2 separate regions of the Homo sapiens genome follow, and region 2 is linked to region 1. Evidence: chromatin loops called from intact Hi-C (ENCODE). Cell type or tissue: A673. All regions are shown on one strand. Each heading gives the region's core, and the rest is flanking DNA. Links, peaks and the distances in the headings are about the cores only.

Region 1 (10,447 bases), core at 1,647-9,646:
ACTCTCTCAACTTCAATTTGCTTCACCTTCAAGAATTTTCTTCACAGCTGCCCTTCCTTTTAACATTTCTGTAAGTTATATTTGATCTAACACTGAGGTTAGTTCATGAGAGGTCTCAACCACTTTGAGAATCTTCAGACGCACTGAGAACTATGAGCACTTTCACCTGGATAGTGCACATATATACAGAATATTTCCTCCATTTTGAGGGAATGTTTAGGCCACCTGACAGTCAAAAAGGGATCCTCTTTTTCGTGACTGGGACCTCGCTTGTATTCTTCATCACAATGGGTCATACCTCTAGAAATCTGACCACTTATGTATCCCTCTTTCTCTTCTATTTTAAATGTACCTTTCTCTACAGAATATTCATTTTAGAATTAAATATGTGCAATCTGCCCCTTTAAAAGAGAAAAAACCACCCATCTCCACTATGCCAATGGGAGTGCTCATCGTTGTTACTAACAAACTCTTAATTGCTTCATGTAACAGATGCATTTCTGTTTTTCACTTATTTTTCTTTGCTGTAACAACTGGCACTTTGACTACTCCCTGCTTCTCAAGACCCCATCCACTCTGGCTGCTGTGGCATCGTGCGCACCTGACCCTCCTGCCTAACTCTCTGGCTTCTCCTACTCATTCCATTACTTTTTTCCCCATACTCTGTCCCTCTCTTATGTGTTATTTTCTGGAAAATTTATTCTACATCTTATGTTCTCTCATTTTAGATGAAGACACCGGGGTGCCACGGGCATTCCAATGGAAGGTTACTACAATATAATGGTGGCTGGGGCTCTATCTAAGGTTAATTAAATCAGAATTCCTGGGGAAAGGCCCAGGCACCTGCATTTTTAAGAGCAGTTGAAAAATAGTGCTCCAAATATTCTCTTGGATAATTTTATTCATACTAACAATCTCAACAACAATCTCTATATTTATGACGTACATATATACATTTTCAGCACACATCTATCTCTCCACTGAGCTAGAGCTACATGTATCCAATCTTTTTGTGGAGCATCTCCATAAACACAAACTAAACACATTATTTTTCCTTTAAACCAATTTTTCCCGTCTATATTTCTTTTCTGGGATGGCAATTCCGTCTATCTAACAAGTTATCGAGCAACAAATATTAGAACAGTCCCAGGATACCCTATTCTCTGATCCCCTGATCCAGCCACTCATGATCCTTTTTTTTTCTTTTTTTTTTTTTTTTGAGACAGAGTCTCGCTCTGTCACCCGGGCTGGAGCGCAGTGGTGCGATCTCGGCTCACTGCAAGCTCCGCCTCCCGGGTTCACGCCATTCTCCTGCCTCAGCCTCCTGAGTAGCTGGGACTACAGGTGCACGCCACCACGCCTGGCTCATTTTTCGTATTTTTAGTAGAAACGGGGTTTCAACATATTGGCCAGGATGGTCTCGATCTCCTGACCTCGTGATCCGCCCACATCGGCCTCCTAAAGTGCTGGGATTACAGGTGTGAGCCACCACGTCTGGCGATCCAGTTTCTTAAATACCTCTCAGTTCTTTCATGTACTCCATCACTGATGCCGCTTCTTTAGTATAAGTATTTATTATGATTTACTTGGACTTTTGGAATTGTTTCTTAGTTTATGTTCTTTTCCTTCAGTTGCTTCATCATCAAAATCTCACATTATTCCTCAAGTTAAATTACTTCAATGGCACCTCATTGTCTCCAACATAATGTTCAAGATTTTATCCAGTGGGCACAGAAGGAATACCAGGTACCTCTTTGAGACTGCTTCCCTCTTCAGCCTCCTGCTGTATTTTCCTCAGATTCTGCAGAAGCCCTAGGATGCGCCACGAAGGTCCCCAACCATATCATAGCTCTGAACTTCCGCATACGCTGCTCTATGTAGAGAATAATGCCTTCCCTGGACATTCTTCAGAAATGAAGGTGAGCATCTCTTCTTCCCTGTATTCTTCTCTTTGGCTTCCCCGTCGCAACTACTTTGTGCTAATCCTAGGGCCCCTTTAGATTGTTTACAAAAAGGGACATAGTCCCCAGAGAATATTGTTAAGTCCTATGAGGCAGGTAGCGAGTACCTTTTCTATCAGTTGTAAAAGGAATTTGCACTGCCAGACCTTAGGTTTTCAGTGTTATCCTTTTAATAGCATAGCTAATTGTTTTGCCTTCTTACAGTGTGGTTTATCTTTGCTGAAAATTCAACTTCAAGTAGTAAGGGTGGGGGAAGATCTTTGGCCCAATAATTACCAAAAAAAAAATCATTTCTAAATAGAGAGTCTTAAAATTGGGTGAACAGAAAGCCTGCTTCTTTGAAAAATCTATCAAATAAATGTGTCCCCATTTATAAGTAGTAGAAAGTGCATCTATCTTTATCATTAAGACAGTCTTGCCTGTGTGTGTGTGTGGGGGGAAGGTGGGTGCTTCCAGGTTTTAGGCTATTTAGGTACTAACAGTTGGAATACTGAAAACTTCCATCACCAGATGAAATGCTTCTACATTTTAAACGTTGTACTTAAGAGAGAGGTGTTGGCCGGGAGCCATGGTTCACGCCTGTAATCCCAGCACTCTGGGAGGCCAAAGTCGGTGGATCACTTGAGGTCATGAGTTTGAGACCAGCTGGCCAACATCGTGAAGTGCCGTCTCTACCAAAAATACAAAAATTAGCCAGGCATGGTGGCGTATGCCTGTGATCCCAGCTACTCGGGAGGCTGAGGCAGGAGAATCGCTGGAACTCAGGGGACTCTCGCTTTGTCTCAAAAAAAAAAAGTGTTTACAAGGTTAGTGTAAATGGGAAACGTTCAAAGAGAAGTCTCTTTCCAACACCATTTATCTTTCATGTTGGAAAAAAGTCATGAAATAAAGGGTCATAATTTACAATCCTGACCTTGACTTCAAAATGAGATGTCACTTGTTAACACAAATAAGGTAACTATCTTTCAGATTGGTGTTTAGAAAATGTGATTATAGATTCATCTTTGACATTAATACGATTTTTGTAATTTATAATACTAAAGAAATGTAACATGCAAGTTATTCTACTAATTGTTGAGCTAAAAAAATGCTAGTTTCTCACACTTACACAGTTAATATTGTGCCAACTATGCGTCCATTCTACTGCATGAGAACTCTAAATCAATTAAGCCAACAGCAAAATAAACTCCTAAGTTGTTCATCTGTTTTTATTGCACAGAATTTGCTTGTTCATAACCCACTACTAGTTAATCTCAATAATTAGCCTGATTCCAGATTTTACAGTTATTGATTCACTCAAGAGATATTTTTGCGCATGATCTCCAGATCAATTTTGTAATGCCTATACGCATATTCTTCATCCAAAGCACAGAGATGGCAAGGTTTTGGCTTAGTGCTTTCTTAACTCTGGCACTGTCTCCCCTTACCTTCTATGATGTAGATGCATTCCCGGTCAGGGGGATACTTGCTGGGATAGTTGGGAGAGGTAAAGATACCTCCCTCTGCATGTTTTGTCCAAGTTCCACACTGCACTGACTTCTGTGTTTCTGAGGTGGTTTGCTTTTCTGTTAAAAAAAAAAAAAAGTTTTAAAAAGAGCCATCATCCAATTTTCTATTGTACTAAAAATAGAGGACATTCTTATAATATCCATTAGTAAATTAATTTTTAAATGTTGTCTTAGCCAAACCAATCAATTATACATATTATAACAGGTTCAGATATTCTGGAATATTAACAGTAGGAGGAAAATAGGAAAATACAAAATAATTCGAGGTCTTCCACTAGCATTTTTCTAAGTAAACACACCTGTTCCTTTCTTGGTTGCCCCAGACAAATGGAGGATGATTAAACTTGCTACAACTGAAACAGAAAAGAAAAATTAGAGATAAAATACACTGAAATGATCAAATCCCATAAAAACATAACATAATTTCAAGATAAAATAATATCAAAGCAGATTAATTTTTTCATTGTTAACTGTTAGAAGTCGATTCAGAACTTGCAAAAACCAATTTGAAATGTACAAATCAGGAAACCTTGGGACTCCCTTAAGGAACTAATGCAAGTTAAGAATGGATGAGACCCAAACTCCTAAGGCAAATACATCATTCACTCTAAAGGCAACATGTCAATTTACTCATGTCACACACAGTACAGTGGGACTACAGGAGTCACACTGTATCTAAACTACCCTTAGGGAATGGCTCTGCCAGCATCTCTGAATGAAGAGAGGGGCCAGAAGGTAAAAAGGAGGAAAAGGAGAGGCAAACAATGAGAACAGCTCCATGACTGTTCCTGACATACTGCAGTGTGGCTGTATTTTAGAAAATAAATACTTAGACAAATCCTACAGACTGTGGAGGAGGAGAATAAGCAAGAAACAGATTAATGTGGATTGTGGGCATTAAGCACCATTATTGGAATGTTGCCTACAAAAATGTTCTGAACCTCCAAGTAACCCCGTCCCTCAGCACTTTCTAAGCTGTGAAATTAATCTCTTCTAACCTTAACTTGATTTAATACCAAATCAATATATAGAAATTGATTATTAATTTGAGAAACGTGATTTCCGAAAGCATTATATTGGGTCAGGTTTCCAGTGTCAAAGAGACTGTGATCTGTAACTTAACAGTAAATCTGCAATGCCATTATAATCTAAACTTGTTTTACTTCCGTATTCTTGATCTAATCAACATTTTTACAAGACAAAACACTAGCAAAATAGTAAGTAAGCTAGTCTTCATAATTTGATTTTTCTTCTATTTTTTCTTATTCATTTTGTCATCCAACGACATAAAAGGTCTATGTTTTCACATTTTCACTTAAAATGAATTCGGGGGAGAGAACAATTCACAAATATTTCCTGAATTAAAGCTCACCACAGGCTTATACATTTATACTTAAACATCACTCTAAGAAACGTATCTAGGTCTTGATATTAATATTTAAAATATTGTCAATTGTGTGTTACTTTATGCTCTAGCCAGTTCATTTGCATTTTAAATTAAGGCACTGGCTGCTGTTGTTACTGTGTGTTTCCACAGGAAAAAAAAAATCAATTTAATTTGTCATGATTCTGCTCACACCCAGAACACACAGGTATGCACATCCTTCAGCATCAGGATGTGTATTTGTTTACTCCGCTCTTCCTGTTTTGATGAAATCACATTATAGACCACGTACTGTGTTTAACTCAGCAGCAAACCCCTCTCAACTGCGTGGCCCGCGATCAACACTCTCATCTTTGCTTAGTAATGATACATTTCCACCACACATTTTCTTATACTGCCTTTTACTCGATGACTCGTGATACTATTTTCCTCTCATTCCTTCCCACCTCTACACTGCCCGCGTTACCACACACCCATAAAGCGACATCAGCGGTCTCCAGGGCGGAAAGGGGTGGAAGCTGACCCTCGCCCTTCCCTCCAGCGCTGGCTTCAGGTGTGCCTTCTGCTACCTCCTGTACTGCGAACAGGGGCCCGCCGAGCTCCGGGAGCCCCTAGAAGAGGAAGACTCCTCTGGCCCCACTAGGTATCATCCGCGCTCTCCCGCTTTCCACCTGCGCCCTCGCTTGGGCCAATCTCTGCCGCACGTGTCCATCCCTGAACTGCACGCTATCCTCCACCCCCGGGGGGTTCCTGCGCACTGAAAGACCGTTCTCCGGCAGGTTTTGGGATCCGGCGACGGCTGACCGCGCGCCGCCCCCACGCCCGGTTCCACGATGCTGCAATACAGAAAGTTTACGTCGGCCCCGACCCGCGCGGGACTGCAGGGTCCGCCGGAGCGCGGCGCAGAGGCTTTTCCTGCGCGTTCGGCCCCGGGAAAGGGGCGGGAGGGCTGGCTCCGGGAGCGCACGGGCGCGGCGGGGAGGGTACTCACTGTGAAGCACGCTGCGCCCATGGATCATGTCTGTGCGTTACACCAGAGGCTCCGGGCTCCACTAATTCCATTTAGAGACGGGAAGACTTCCAGTGGCGGGGGGAGGACAGGGTCGAGAGGTGTTAAAGACGCAAAGCAAGAAGGAAATAAAGGGGGGCCGAGAGGGAGACCGAGAGGAAGGGGGAGCTCCGAGCCCACGCTGCAGCCAGATCCGGATGAGTCCGTCCTCCGCCCCGGGCGGGCTCTCGCTCTCGCTGGCCCTCAGCGCCGCGCAGCCAGCAGCATCCCCACCGTGACGCTCGCATCACACCCGGGCGCCGGCCGCCACCATCCGCGCCGCCGCCGTCAGGACCCTCCTCCCGGGCATCGTCGCCGCCGCGGGGTCGGGAGGACGCGGCGCGCGGGAGGCGGCGGTCGCAGGGCGAGCCCCGGGACGCCCCGAGCCGGGGCCGGGGCCGGGGAGAGGGCGCAGCGAGGTGGGGGCCAGTCCAGACCGACGGCAGCGACGGAGCGGGCGGCGGCGGCGGCGCCGGCGGCGGCGGGGTGGCTCAGTCCCCAGTCTCAGACGCGCCGCGCAGCAGGTCGGAGCAGCCTCCCCGGGAGGATGTCCAGCGGCAGCGCTCCTCGCTCCAGCCCTTGGGGATCTTCCGCTGAGGCATTGAAGGCAGGAAGAAGGGGTCCGTCATCGGCTCGCCGGGCTGCGCGCCACCTCTGCTATCTTGCGGAAAGAGGAGCGGGTGGGTGGGCGTCTGGGAGGCGGGCTGGAGGGCGGTGCAGGGGAGCGGGGCGGCCGGGGGGGGGGCCGGGGGGCGGGGAAGGGAGGGAGGAGAAAGGAGCCGGAAGAGGGCAGAGTTACCAAATGGGCTCCTTAGTCATGGCTTGGGGCTCCACGACCCTCCTGGAAGCCCGGAGCCTGGGTGGGATAGCGAGGCTGCGCGCGGCCGGCGCCCCGGGGCTGGTGCGCGGCAGAATGGGGCCGCGGCGGCGGCAGCAAGGACATCCCAGCCGCGCGGATCTGGGGGAGGGGCGGGGAGGGGGTGAGGACCCGGCTGGGATCCGCGGCTCGGCCCGCCAGGGCGCAGAGAGAGGATGCAGCCGCAAATCCCGAGCCGGATCCTCGTGCCGGACGGAAGGCGTGGAAGCGGGAGGGGCCTTCGTGTGAAAATCCCTTGTGGGGTTTGGTGTTTCACTTTTTAAAGGTTAGACCTTGCGGGCTCTCTGCCTCCCACCCCTTCTTTTCCATCCGCGTAAAGGAACTGGGCGCCCCCTCTCCCTCCCTCCCTGGGGCGCAGGTTTCGCCGCGGACTCCGCGCTCAGCTTGGGAGACACGGCAGGGGCGCGCCCCAGGGAAAGGCGGCCGTAAAAGTTTCGCGGTTGAGCACTGGGCCTGATGTCCAGTCCCCCCACCAAATTACTCCTGCAAAGACGCGGGCTTCTTGCAATTGAGCCCCCCACCTCGAGGTATTTAAAACCACCCCAAGGCACACACGGACCCCCGTTCCCCCGCGCCACTTCCTCCTACAGGCTCGCGCGGCGCGTTAAAGTCTGGGAGACACGAGTTGCGGGGAAACAGCACCGGAAGAGCCCGGGCTTGTAAAATGCGAATCAATGAATACGAAATAAGGGCAACCGCGAGGCAGCGCCGGGAAGGGCTGGAGCGCGCGGGGGTGCAGGGAGTCCCTCCCTGGGCGCCGCAACGGCACCTCCTCCCTTTCCCGGCTCCGTCCCGCCCTCCCTCGGCCTCTGCGGACGCGACCCACGCAGACCACAGCCGAGCCCGCCGGACCCCGGGACTACGGAAGCCATCCCGTCCGGCCACCCACACCCGCGCCGCGGCTGGGGCTTGGGTTGGGGACTGTGGCGGCGAAGAAGCCGGGGTAGGAAGAGCTAATGGCAATGGCGGGGTCGCCGGGGGGCGGGGGGTCAGCAGCAGACGCTGAGCTGTGAAGACTAGGGTGGCCCCGAAAGGCCGAGGAAAGGAGAAAGGGCCATGAGAAGAGTCTGGCGAGCGCTCGAGGCCGGGGGGCTGCCTCCCGGCTCTGGCCCGGCCTCCGCTTCCCGGCACCTGCTGCTGGGGCGCCCACGTGCGCGCGGGGCTGCGCGGGGCGTTGGGTGCTCGTCGCAGTCCTGCCCACGCCTAGCGCAGCGGCTGTGAGTGGGTGGAGGTCTCCTGCCAGTAAGTTGGGATGAGGGACGATGAGGTGACCCCCAAGTCTGGAAGGGATTCAGAGTCTCACACGCGCCCCCAAGCCTCCTACCACCACACCAAAGTGCTGGTTCCTCGATTTCCAGGGTGGGGTAAAGTGACCGAGCAAAGGGGATGGTGTGTTTGTGTGTGCGCGCGCATATACGCGCGCGCGTGTTGTGCATCCGTGTAATGAAAGTTGGGTCATGGGTCAACCCGGGAGTAGAGCGAGATGGAGACCTAAAGAGAGAAAGCTGAGAGAAGGGGGAAGACATGGACAGGGTAAGAGAGAGAGAAAGGAGAGAGAGAAGAAAGGGAAAAGAGGAGCGGGGAGAGAAAAGAGAGGCAGGAGAGAGAATGAGGGGACAGAAGAGAGTAGGGAGACGAGAAGGCGGAGGACAGAAGAAATGGGGGAGAGGGAAGAGGACAGAGAGGCTGCGCGCCTCTGAATACGCCAAGTCCAGCAGAGCTGGAGGCCTGTGAGAGGAGCTGCAAGCTTGAGCAAAGGGAGAGAGGTGAGCGGATGAAGGGAGATTGGTGAGTATCCGCCCACGCACCTACTTGTAAAAAGATCAAGGGGAAACACGCAGAAGGTCCCGCGGGAGTCCTGTGACCCACGTGAGGTGCTCGTGCCAGCGCGGGGTGGGAGGTGGTGGGCAATGTTCGTCGTGGAGTTGAGGAAGAAATTCTCCAGCCTTAAGGAAGCAAAAGAGTTCAAAGATCAGTGAGGCTGCTCAACAGAGGGATATGCAGATGACAGAATGCTTGGAAAACGCTTTTGGGGATCCGGGTCATCTATAGAGGAGAGGGTGGAGGTCTTGCAAAAGGACCAGTCGCAAGAGTTGACAGTTGAATGTTGGAATCTTTCTTATGGTTGGATGGCACTTTCTTTACATCCAAAATATGCGTTATTCGTGAAGATGACACAGTTCTACAAAGAAAGTGGCAACATTTAAAATTATTTGTAGAAAGTTACTGCATTTCTCAATCACAGTTTGAAGGCAGAGAAAACTTGGTTTTACCATAAATGCTCTCATTCACCTGCCCTCTTCTGTCCTCTTTGCCCAGAACAGTTTCCCAGGACACTGGGATTTTGTAACCTGCCAAGGAAGGGGCTACGTTGCTAAACAAGTAGTCCTTTTATGGGACACAGGAAATTAGGAAGGAACTCATAAGGAAGGTGAAAGGGTCCTAACCTTTTGTCCACGCCTGTATTTGAAATCAAATATCTTGCATAAACAGTGGTCTCCATTTTTTTTCTTTTTTTAATGAATTAAAGGCTGGAGCGCAGTGACTGGATCACAGCTTGCTGCAGCCCCAACTTCCTGGGCTCAACTGAGCTTCCCACCTCAGCCTCTGGAGTAACTGGGACTACAGGCACAGGCCATCATGCCTGGCTAATTCTTTTATTTTTTATATTTTTTAGAGAGGGGGTCTAGCCATGTTACCCATGCTGTTCTCAGACTCCTGGCCAAAAGTGATCCTGTGGCCTCCCGCTGATCTTTAATGCCCAGTGCTTTCTCGGGCAATGCGTGGGGCTGAGGCATTAAATTTTGCTGAAACCTCAGTGCTGAGGGAGTGAGTGTGCACGTTCTGGACCTAGGACAGGACAGAGGCCTGGCTAGCTCAGGTGCTCTGATAATCAACCAAGAGACTGGGCCAACACAGATGCTGAGGCCCGCGCTGCACTCTCCTACTCTTTCCAGGCTGCAAGTGTAGCATTGTTATTGACAATTCCATTCATTTTTCTTCATACACACCCATACACGCTTTTCACCATCCACTACATCCTGTTTACTTGGCAAGCTGCCTTCTCATTTTTGAGTTCCAGAATCCACACTTGCTGAGTAATGCTACCTCCCTAATAGGGACCCATAAGATTTTTCTTTCTGAGAAAAAACAACATATGGGAAAAGTTCAGTTTCTCCCAGAAAAGGTTGCGCAAACATATGGTCAAATTACAAGATGATGTCGTTATTTTGAAAGGAAGAGCATATAAACTGATAGCTTTTGTGAGTTGAGTGTGCCATCCTGGAAGATGGTGCTTTGTCGCAGTTCCCCAAGGTTAGCATTGAAATAGTGACTACTATAGAAGATGGTGCAGAATTAAAGCCACTTGAACCCAATGAAGGTGTCATTAGTAAGTTGGTTTTATTTCTCAGCTTGCAGCTTCCTAACAATGAAAGATCATATGGACTTCCAAAATCCTAAAAAGAATTGGCGTAGGGTACAAGCCCTTCTAATTCAAATGCACATAGTATTTGTCTACATACATGTACTTCTCTATAGGAAAAAATAAAGCTACAGTTCTACCAGGGCTCCTTTGTTAATTAATCTCCAGTACTGGCATCATCTTAAAAGTTGTCTATCAGTAAAAGAGGTGATGCTACAAAAAATAACTCAAATGTAATAGTGCTA
Region 2 (10,447 bases), core at 1,063-9,062, 95 kb before region 1:
TATGCTGTGTATTTTCAGGGGCAGACATAAACCACAATGGTTGTAAAGCTAGAATCAGACACATTAATATGTATTATTCCCAATGATTCTACTAAAAATTACAGGAAATTTCCTGCCTTTATTCTTGTCCAAGTGATTCCTTGCAGACCCACACACTTTATTTAAAAAAATTATTCTAAATGGTTCGATGGAAAGTTCTGCAATATTTTCTCAGTAACTCAATGAATAGGCAAAGAAGCAAAATTACTTAAGATACTTGTTTTGGTCAAATTACTTAAGAAAATTAACTTTAAATTTTAAGTATTTCATCAAACTACATGTCTGTACACATAATACTTCTTCAATGGTTTAAGTAACCATATCAGTAATAAAAGTCCATCGATAATTCATTTCAAATATTAGAATACTTTTGACAGTTGTTTTCTTTATGGTGCCATCAAACTCAATCAAAAGCTTTAAAAAAAACAGGAAGGAAGGGAGGTAAGAGGAAGGAAGGAAGGAAGGAAAGAAATGAGGGAGGAAAGGAGGGTTGGTTGGCTTCTGGTAGATTATACAATTTTATTTCATTTTCCTTTGCTCAATAGCCTCACTGTATTTGAAAGTGTTAACTACCCAAGTTTCAGTATGTTGTTATCTCACTAACGGATACAATACTAGCCACCTTCTGCTGACCATTTGCTACGTTCCAGACATACATTTAAAACTTTCAGTTGCCCTGTGATGTTTTCTCTGTTTTACAGAAAGGAAATTGAAGATTAAAGTCCAGGCATCACACGTAAGAAAGTGGAAGAACTGGCTGACACTGAACATGTGCTCTTACACATTGTAATTCCATTTCAGATCTTTTTCAAAAGCAAAACAATTTTCTGAAATGGCTACTTTGTGATTCTGGTTCTAAAAACGTTTATCTTTTATTTTAAAATTTCAAACACATCTATACTTGCCCAAAGTCATATTTAAATCTTTAGGACAGATTAACTTTTTTATTTTTTTCTACAGTAATAAAATATTTAAATTAAAAATAAATTCTTTATATAAAAGAACACTTATTCAATAGCAAGGTGTGAAGGCAGACTTGTGTTAAGATGTATCTTTATCAGTTGACATTGTATACCTTTGGCCTTAAAGTCAACTTAATAATTGCTTTCAGAATTTCAGTCAAAGACCCCATCAGCTTAATACAAACAAGCAAAAACAACACAGAAATACAAATTCTACTGTGGTCAAATAAATAATGGCTCTCCAAGTTGTCCACATCTTAGTCCCACATCCTGTGAATGTTACTTTATATGGAAAAAGGGATTTCGCAGGTGTGAATAAAGATTTCAAAATGAAGAATTATTCGGGATTATCCAGTTAAGCCCAATGCAATAACAAGTAAAGAGAGATGGAGACTGAAGGCACAGAGGTGATGTAACAGCAAATCACAAAGGCACACAAAGATGCTACTCTGGTGGCTCTGACAAAGTAGAAGGGCTATGAGCCAAGAAATACTGCTCTAGAAACGGGAAAAGGAAGGAAATGTACTCTACACTGGAGCCTCTTATGGGGCAGCAGCCTTGCTGACACCCTGGTCTCAGCCCAGTAAAACCTGTTTTAGGAATCCGCACTCCAGAAGTGTAAGATAATAAAGTTGTGTTATCTGATGCTTCTAAACATATGCTAATTTGCTACAGCAGCAATGGGAAACTAAATGCCAAGTAGCAGATTTCTCAGGCAATCTGACTTTGACTAACCAGCCTTCTGCCAAAGTGGCCGTCGCTGTACAGCGCGGCAAGCAGGGACAGGAGAGGGCAGTGATGAGAAAAGTTAAGATGAGACTGCTGATGGAGAGTGGCAGTTTCCAGCCAGGATACCCTGACAACTCGTGTCATAATTAGTCCTGGAATGAATCCAAGGCTACATTTTTTTTCTAATTATTATCTGTCTTTAAGTTACCAAAGTGAATTCAAGGGTGTACGCACTCATATCAAGGGGAGAGAAAGGCCAATACTGTATCTGGTGGGCTTACCGTCAGGATCTGTCATGCAGTAAGTCAGTCATCAGTTGAATGTCTCTCGGAAGATAAATGGTGGAGAAATTCTATTACAGAGCAGAGTTATTATTTAGTCTGAAAACAACATGTCAGTATATGGCAATGTGATATCCTCGAAAACTGTATTAAAACTCTACTGATGGGTTCTTTTCTGATATTATAGATGAGTCAATTAACCCAACATAGAAAATAATGTACATACTCTTGCTTTCCTAGACTTAATACATCTTTTCAGAAATTCCTATTTGTTGCTTTGTAAAAAAGTGTTTACCAAACCAGTACATATTTATTTTAGAAAAATTAGAAAATACAGGCAAAAATATCGTCACCCAAATATAACCATTAATATCTTCATCCCATTGTCTTTTACATATATGTATTACATATATAATAGATGACATGTATTAAATGTTTATCCCATGTAGTTACAAGAGTATAAATGTAATGTACACGTGTTCGCTACTTGCTTCTAACCTCTTGTTTCTTAACACAGTAAAATATCAGTATCAATCTACCACATCATCTTAATAAAGAGTATATGTACATTCCCAGAACCATTTAACCAATCTACTTAAGCATTTTTCCATGCTTATAAATATGGACTCATCAGCAGTATATATTCCTAGAGGTAGTATTTCTGATTCAGAGGTGATATTCTATCTTTGTTCCCTATTTTGGAATTTTTATATATACTGCTAAATTGTCCTTCAGGAAATATTTTGTTTCCTATAAGCAGTGCATATGCTTTTATTTCAAGATTCCATCTCCAACATTATTTCATATTTTTAACATTTTGATAGATGAAAATGACTCATTAAATTATAAATTTATGTATTTGTTTACTAATATGTTTACATGTTTGCTTCTTATGCTTACAGGGTATTTATGCTTCTCTTATGAATTAATTATGCACATTTTGGCCCCATTTTCTATTAGAATGCTTATCTTTTTCTTATTTTTGAATATAATCATTATTTTTTATAAGATACAAATATGTACCTGTTGCCTGCTGTTGTCTTACCAATTATTCTCCAGGTCAACTTTTCCATATTTATTTTGATTATGATGTTTCTGTATTAATAACTATTTGAAATGTATGTATATTTGAATATGGTGATTTTTTTCTTATCAATAGTGTGCTTTATGTATATTTTAGGAAGACCTGCCAATATTTAACACACATTCAGCAATTTTCTCAGCATATGTTGTGTATTGTTTATATTTAAATCTGCACCATCTGGTATTTATGCTACTATATGACATACATAAATAAATATTTCCTATATTAGTAAAGTGGTCTTAATCCTTTTAAGATACATCAATCATGGCAATTCACAAGGTGGCGGCATTAAGATTTATAGTAAGACTTCAATTTACACTTTGGCCTAAGTTACGGTTGGTAACACTGCTTTCTCCAGTACATAACATTTTCTTTTCGTGGTGAAATATATAGTGAATAGAATGTCTTTTGATCTTAGTATTTACACCAAACTTGTAAATTGTGTTTGGCCTTGCTTATTCTAGAGGAAAAACTAAACAGTGTTGTGAAATATTAAGAGAGAGGATTTACATTTTTAACTCCCTCTTCTCTTTGATTCTTTAAAATAACTCTAAATTGGAAAATGTGTTAATTTATTTTTCCATAACTAACAAAGTTATTTAAACTCATCCCATTTAAATCTGAAAGAAGTTAAAAAGGATTAAAGTAAGTTGATTATTTTGAAGATATTTTGGTGTTTAATCTCAGAGGGTTATTGAGTTATAATTTATAATTTTTTCCCTTAGGATCCATTAAATTTAGTTACTGAGATTATATGACAATTTTACTTAGTTATTACAAAATTAAGAATTTGCATTATCCAAGACAGAATGAAAATTATGTGAACAAAAGGCAGATGGCAGGCTATATCTTGTTCTAGACAGGAAAAGATAATAAAACTGAACAGTGAAATAAAATCAATCACTGTGTCAGTAGAGCAAATATCCAGCTAACGTAAACAAACGCTGCAGAGAAAAACTACACACAAAGAGAATTAGGCTTCTTAGAGTACAACCTTCCGTGGGTAATTTACTAAAATAAATGAGGGAGTATGTGGTGGGAGTGTGGCACAGAATACCAGATATAAATGAACATCTGAAGTGAGTCACACACTTGAGTTGAATCTGAGTTAGTGTGGAAGTGCGGTGCCTTCAGAGAAGCAACCATCATATTCATCTTCGAGCCATCCATGCCTGGAAAGTTTAATGAAGGAATAAAAGAATGAAAGGAGGAATATAAATATGTATCAAAATGAAAAGTTATTAATGATTAGGCTAGTGGAATCTCAACTTTTAGTGTCAATCTGATGCTGGAGTGATTGTTTCCTACAATTACAGTATATCTTGCCCCATCTCCTGAACTACCGAAAGTAGGACTAGTACTATATTAATAAATAGCAATATATTAAAAATGTTTTTAAGTAATATGTTAAAATTGATATTTGGATCATCCATTACATTGAAAAAACCCACATCATTGCAATAGGAATACTATGCATTATTTTCTACTGCTGAGTCACAAATTATCACAAATTTACCCACCAGCTTAAAACAATATCTTTTTATGATCTCACAGTTCTGTATGTCAGAAGTCCAGGCAGGGCTCAATTGGGTTCTTTCCTTTGGGTCTCTGAAGGCTAAAATCAAGAGTCTGTCTGGATTGGGTTCTCATGAAAAATGTGGAGGCCTCTTCTAAGTTTGTTCAAGTTGTTGGAATGTTTCAGTATGCTGGAATAGTAGAACTGAGGTCCCCACTTTCATGCTGACTGGCAACCTGAGGACATTCTCAGCTTCTAAAGATTGCTCAAAATTCCCCACCACGTAGTTCTCTGTATAATATGGCAGGCTGCTTCTTTATGGCCAGGTGGAGTGTTCACTACAGTTAAAAATCTCTGATTTCTTTCATCTCTAACCATTAGATCTTTATTTAGCTGGCTCAGACCCACTAGGATAGTTTCCTGTTTAACTCAAAGTGAACTGATTGGGGACTGTGATTATAAAGATCCCAAGAGTATAACCCCATGACCCCATGACATAAAGTTCAAATCTCATCTAAGTCTCATCGGTTCAAAGTCCAGAGTCTCCTTGTTTGAATCATCTAAATCTGGTGCAGACCCTGGGGGTACAGTTTCTCTCCGTGTATGGGTTCATGAAACTAGAGACAAGCTGTCTGGCTCCAACATTCCCAACACAGTGGTGGGAGAGGCATAGAATTCTAGTCCAAAAAAGGAAGAATGGAGAATAAACAGGAGTAATGAATTCATAACAGTTCTGAAGTCCATCAGGGTAAACTCAAATTCTTCTTGACTACTCTGTTGCCCTTGGTTCTGTTCTCTGAGACAGCCTTTCTTTCTCATGGAAGGTGGCATATATATATGATATACACGTGTGTGTATCATGTACACACACACATCTCTCTATATATATCTATATATATATATATATACAGATCTCTATATAGTTCTCTCTCTCTCTCTCTCTCTCTCTCTCTCTCTATATATATATATATATATATATATATATATATATATATATATATATCAGTTTCATCAGATTGATCATGCTGTGAGAATTCTGGCATTCCAGTATTTCTGGTACTCTGTCTCTTCCTGTCCAAGTTCACAGTATTTCTGCTGAGGAAATTAGCCTACACCTATAACATTTAGCTCAGTAATTTACTTAGCTACATAGCCTATATTTAGCCTATATTAGTAACTTACTAATTCTGTTTCCCACCTACCTGCAGAACACAATTGTGCTAGGCTTTCTGCTATTACAAAACAGGGATTCCCCCCTCTCCCAGTTCCTAATAACATATTCCTCCTCACTTGCATCTGAGTCATCACCTGTAGTTCTCCAAATCCAGATTTCTACTAACCACCTGTCCAAGGAAGCTTGGGCATTTTTCTCTCAAGTTCTTCAATTTTAGAGAGCTCACCTGATTAGGTCAGGTCAACCCAAGATAATCCCCCTTCTTTTGATTAAATCAAAGTCAATCAAGCTTTAAGAGCCTTTATATACATCTGCAAAATAAGTTTTCACAGAGAAAGAATGTAAGTTAATAACCAAATGATATCCCAGGCTATTCACAAGTTCTGACTGTCTCAAGAGGAGGGGATTACATAAGCGTTCTACACCAAGAGTTGTGATATTGTATGGCTCTGTGTCCCTACCCAAATCCCACTTTGAATTGTAATAATCCCCAGGTGTCAAGCGCAGGAACAGGTGGAGGTAAATGAATCATGGGGTCAGTTTCCCCCATCCTGTTCTCACGATAGTGAGTGAGTTCTCAGGAGATCTGATGGTTTTATAGGCGTCTCACAATTATTCTACTGGCATGCATTCTCTCTCCTGCTGCCCTGTGAAGAGGTGCCTTCCGCCATGATTGTGAGTTTTCTGAGGCCTCTCCAGCTATGTGTAGCTGTGAGTCAATTTAACCTCTTTTCTTGATAAATTACCCAGTCTTGAGTATTTCTTCCTAGCAGCGTGAGAACAAACTAATACAAGGTGAGAATGTCTTGGTTCATCTCAGAATCTGCCTTCCACAGAGTATTTCAACTCAGTTTTTGGAACTTAAATGTTACTGTATGTATATTTCTTTATTACAAATAAATCTAATTATTTATTTATAATAATATAGACAAAAGACTTGATAGTCTTTTGTCACGAGTTAACATAAAACTAAATGCATTATCTCATTTTAGCAAATTATTGTAAATAAATTCCATACGACCATAATGTGGACAATTTGTTTTTTCCTCTTCTATTTTATATGTCTGTTTTTAACAGAAATATGCTATTCATCAATCAAATATTAAGTGATTCATATTTTATGGTGCAAAAGTTGTAAAGAAGAGCAGAAGAGCAGCTAAATGCAGAACTTCAGAAATCAAAACTAGTTATAACTCATTCATCCATTCCAGTTACTGCAAATTCATATTCTAAACAAAGAATAAGATTGGCTCAGAAAACTTAGCAGGTGATTTATTTGAATGGGCATATTCCACGAAGGTCTCTGTTTATTCATATTGGGCAGTTATTCAAATACACAGTCCTATCATAATTGGTTATGAATTATCTATGTGTATTCAAAATTAAAATTATTCTAAATATAATCATTCCTTTAAAATTAGTAATTCTTTAGAGTCAATAAATTTTCAAAAAAGATGCCAAAGTATAAAGCTATAATAATATAAGAAATCTTAAATTGAGTCCATAAAGTAAAATACGGCACACTTCTAATAATCAATGTAAGAATTATCCAATGTATGGCATATCTCAAATTGGATGAATTCTTTATCGCAAATATGTTTCTTGGTATTTGTGGCTTCTTCATCTATGAAACTAAATTAATTACTGATTAATTAATTGTTTTTACTGTTAGCCTCAAAATACATTTAAATGTTAAACAAATACTCTTTCTTAAAGAATATATGCTAAAGATAATACTTAAATGTTTTGTCTTCTTTTTTGGATTACTCATGCATGTGCTCTTCTCCACCGGGTAAATTGTAGACTAAACATTTTGTGTGATTCAAATGCAAAGTGCCATTTAGCTTATTACTAAGCCTACCATCTAGTCAAGAAGAGAGTTCTCTTTAGGTGATAATATTGATTTTCTTTGTCTTGTCCCTGGGTTTCAAAATTGCTTTATAGGATGAAGTCTGTATATTATTTTTCTGAAGCAAAAAAATGAAGTTTAGCTGGGCAACCAACAGCCTTGTGATGCCATAAATCAGGGCAGCAATCTTTGACAACACTGAAAGAGGCAGAGGTGAAGAGTTAGCAAAGTCGGTCGAGGCAGCAGTATTATACCTATGGGAGCAAGCTGCAGAGGTGGTACTTCTCAAGCCTAGTAGCAAGTAAATACTTACCCTTTTCAGTGCCCTTATGCTCTCCCCTTTACTGGCATTAGATAAATTTTGTTAGAAATATTGGCATTTAACACAAGCTTTATAAAATGCTTCTAATGTGCACTTGCAAGTTAAACGTCTGCTGAATTTTTTAGTAAGAACTTCATACCTCCTTTATACACTCATTATTTCCTTTTCCTATAATTTATTCAGATACAAATGTAAAAATATGATGGCTAAAAATGCATTCATATAGTCCCCAAAATAGCATGTTTCAGAATAGAAACCTCTCGTTATAGTGTACTTTTGTCTTAATACTTGAGAGCCATGTGAACGTGGCATGCTATATGATTATGGTGTGAAAGCACAGTATGTAGGCATAAAATGCAGTGGATAGGACAGAAGAATCAAAATTCAGTCTGTAATCACTCAAAACAATGCTGACATATGAGAATAACTGTTATCTATTTTCATAATCATTATCATCATCATCCTCTTTAGAGCATTCGAGCTCTGTCTCAGAAGTGCCTCAAAAGTAGTAAAGATATTCACAAGAGAAATCATGGATTAGGAGTCAGGTCTTTAATTCTTGCCTCAGTTCTGTTAACAAATCATTAAGCATGGGGTTAAGTATGTGTGGGGAAAGTCAATTAACTTCAATGAACCCTTTTTTTTTCTGTTTGAATTCAGAAAATGTGAAAAATTGAAATAGACGCTCTCTAAACTCTCTTCTAACCCCTAAAAATATCCTATGGTCCTATCACAAGCAATTTTTAGAGATATTAGGATATTATCAAATATGCTCTGTCTTGTTTCAATTTCTGTTGCTATAAAGGCATACTGGGGTAGTTTATTTCCCAAAAAAACAAAAAATAAAAAAAGACGTATGTAGCTCAGAGTTCTACAGGCTGAGAAGTTCAAGGGCATGGCCCTGGCTTTGGGCGAGGGATCTCATGCTTTGTTGCAACACAGTGGAGAGTTTCCAAGGGGAAGTGGCTATGTGCAAACAGGAGCTGAAAAACCTGAGGGACGTCCTGGCTCTATCATAACCCATATCGTAGAAACTAATCCATTCCTGAGCAGATAAATTCAGTCTTTTGAGAGTGAGAACTCACTCATTACCAGAACAACATCAAGCCGTTAGGTATTTGTCCCCATCACCTAAATACATCCCACAAGGTTACCCCTCTCAATACTACCACACTGGGGATCAAATTTCAACAGGAGTATTGGTGGAGACAAAGAAACCAAACCATGGCATGCTCTTAGTCCATTTGCGCTGCTCTAAAAATGCCATAAAGGGAGCAGCTTATGACCAACAGAAATTTACTTCTCACTGTTTTGGAGACTGGGAAGTTCATGATTAAGGCACCATCAGATGTGGAGTCTGGTGAGGGTTTGCTTCCTCATGGAAAACTATCTTGAACTCTCACATGGCAGAAGAGGTGAAGGGTTTCTCTTGGGCCTCTTTCATAAGGGCACTCATCTCACTTATGAGGGCTCTGCTCCATAATGTAATCATTTCCCAAAGGTCTAAACTCCTAACATCATCACCTTCGGTAGGTGCAGATCTCACCATATATATTTTGAGGTGACATAACCCTTCAGACTAACCCTAACGCTAACTTCTTCCCCCAAATCCTTGACCTTCTCACACACAAAATATATTCATTTTATCCCAATAGCCCTAAAAGTCTTAACTTGTTTCAGTGTCAATTTAAAACTCTAAGTCCAAAATCTCATCTAAAGCAGGTATGAGTGAGGCTCCTTATACATTCTGAGGCAAATCGTTCTTACGCTGTAAATCTGTGAATGAAAATGTTATGAACCTTACAAAATAAACGATGGGACAGGCATAGGACAGTCATGCCCAGTCCAACAGGGAGACATAAGAAAGAAGCAGCAGGTCCCCAGCAAGCCCAAAACCTTGAGGCTCAAGAATCATTTTCTTGGCCAGGCACAGTGGCTCATGCCTGTAATCCCAGCACACTGGGAGGCCGAGGCATGTGGATCACCTGAGGTCCAGAGTAAGCAACCAGCCTGACCAACATGGTGAAACCCAGTCTCTACTAAATACAAAAAAATTAGCCTGGTGTAGTGGTGTATGCCTGAAATCTCAGCTACTTGGGAGGCTGAGGCAGGAGAATAGCTTGAACCCGGGAGGGGGGAGGTTGCAGGGAGCTGAGATCGCACCACTGCACTCCAGCCTGGGCAAGAAGAGCGAAACTCCATCTGAAAAAAAAAAACAAAACAACAACAAAAAAAAAACAAAAAAGGCCGGGCGCGGTGGCTCATGCCTGTAATCCCAGCACTTTGGGATGCCGAGGGGTTGGATCACGAGGTCAGGAGACCAAGACCGTCCTGGCTAACACGTTGAAACCCCGTCTCCACTAAAAAATACAAAAAAAATTAGCAGGGCGTGGTGGCGGGTGCCTGTAGTCCCAGCTACTTCAGAGGCTGAGGCAGGAGAATGGCGTGAACCCGGGAGGCGGAGCTCGCAGTGAGCTGAGATTGCGCCACT

What was found. A loop is a pair of places that touch in the nucleus more often than their neighbours do. Peaks named below come from ENCODE experiments on the same cell type or tissue, not always from the same donor. Only the 100,000 strongest peaks of a DNase experiment are listed, where the experiment ranks them.
Region 2: it touches region 1 in a loop (3-fold over the local background); 2 of 110 quality-filtered maps call a loop at or near these places.

What each region holds. Positions count from the first base shown.
Region 1 is chr18:72,861,420-72,871,866 of GRCh38, forward strand. It overlaps NETO1 (neuropilin and tolloid like 1), which reads right to left and starts at 6,568. Exons shown (of 11, transcript NM_138966.5): 1 at 5,845-6,568; 2 at 3,769-3,822; 3 at 3,389-3,526. The coding sequence starts at 5,872. It overlaps NETO1-DT (NETO1 divergent transcript), which reads left to right and starts at 6,969. Exons shown (of 2, transcript NR_134648.1): 1 at 6,969-7,043. In A673, for the core only: no CTCF peak of the experiment used is centred there; no DNase peak of the experiment used is centred there; H3K4me3 peaks cover 2,516 bases; H3K27ac peaks cover 1,182 bases; H3K27me3 peaks cover 3,703 bases.
Region 2 is chr18:72,767,259-72,777,705 of GRCh38, forward strand. The region is part of intron 7 of NETO1 (neuropilin and tolloid like 1); the gene reads right to left. Among named protein-coding and RNA genes, the nearest start is that of MIR548AV, 81 kb to the right of the region's middle. In A673, for the core only: no CTCF peak of the experiment used is centred there; a DNase peak (open chromatin) is centred at 1,573; H3K27ac peaks cover 1,106 bases.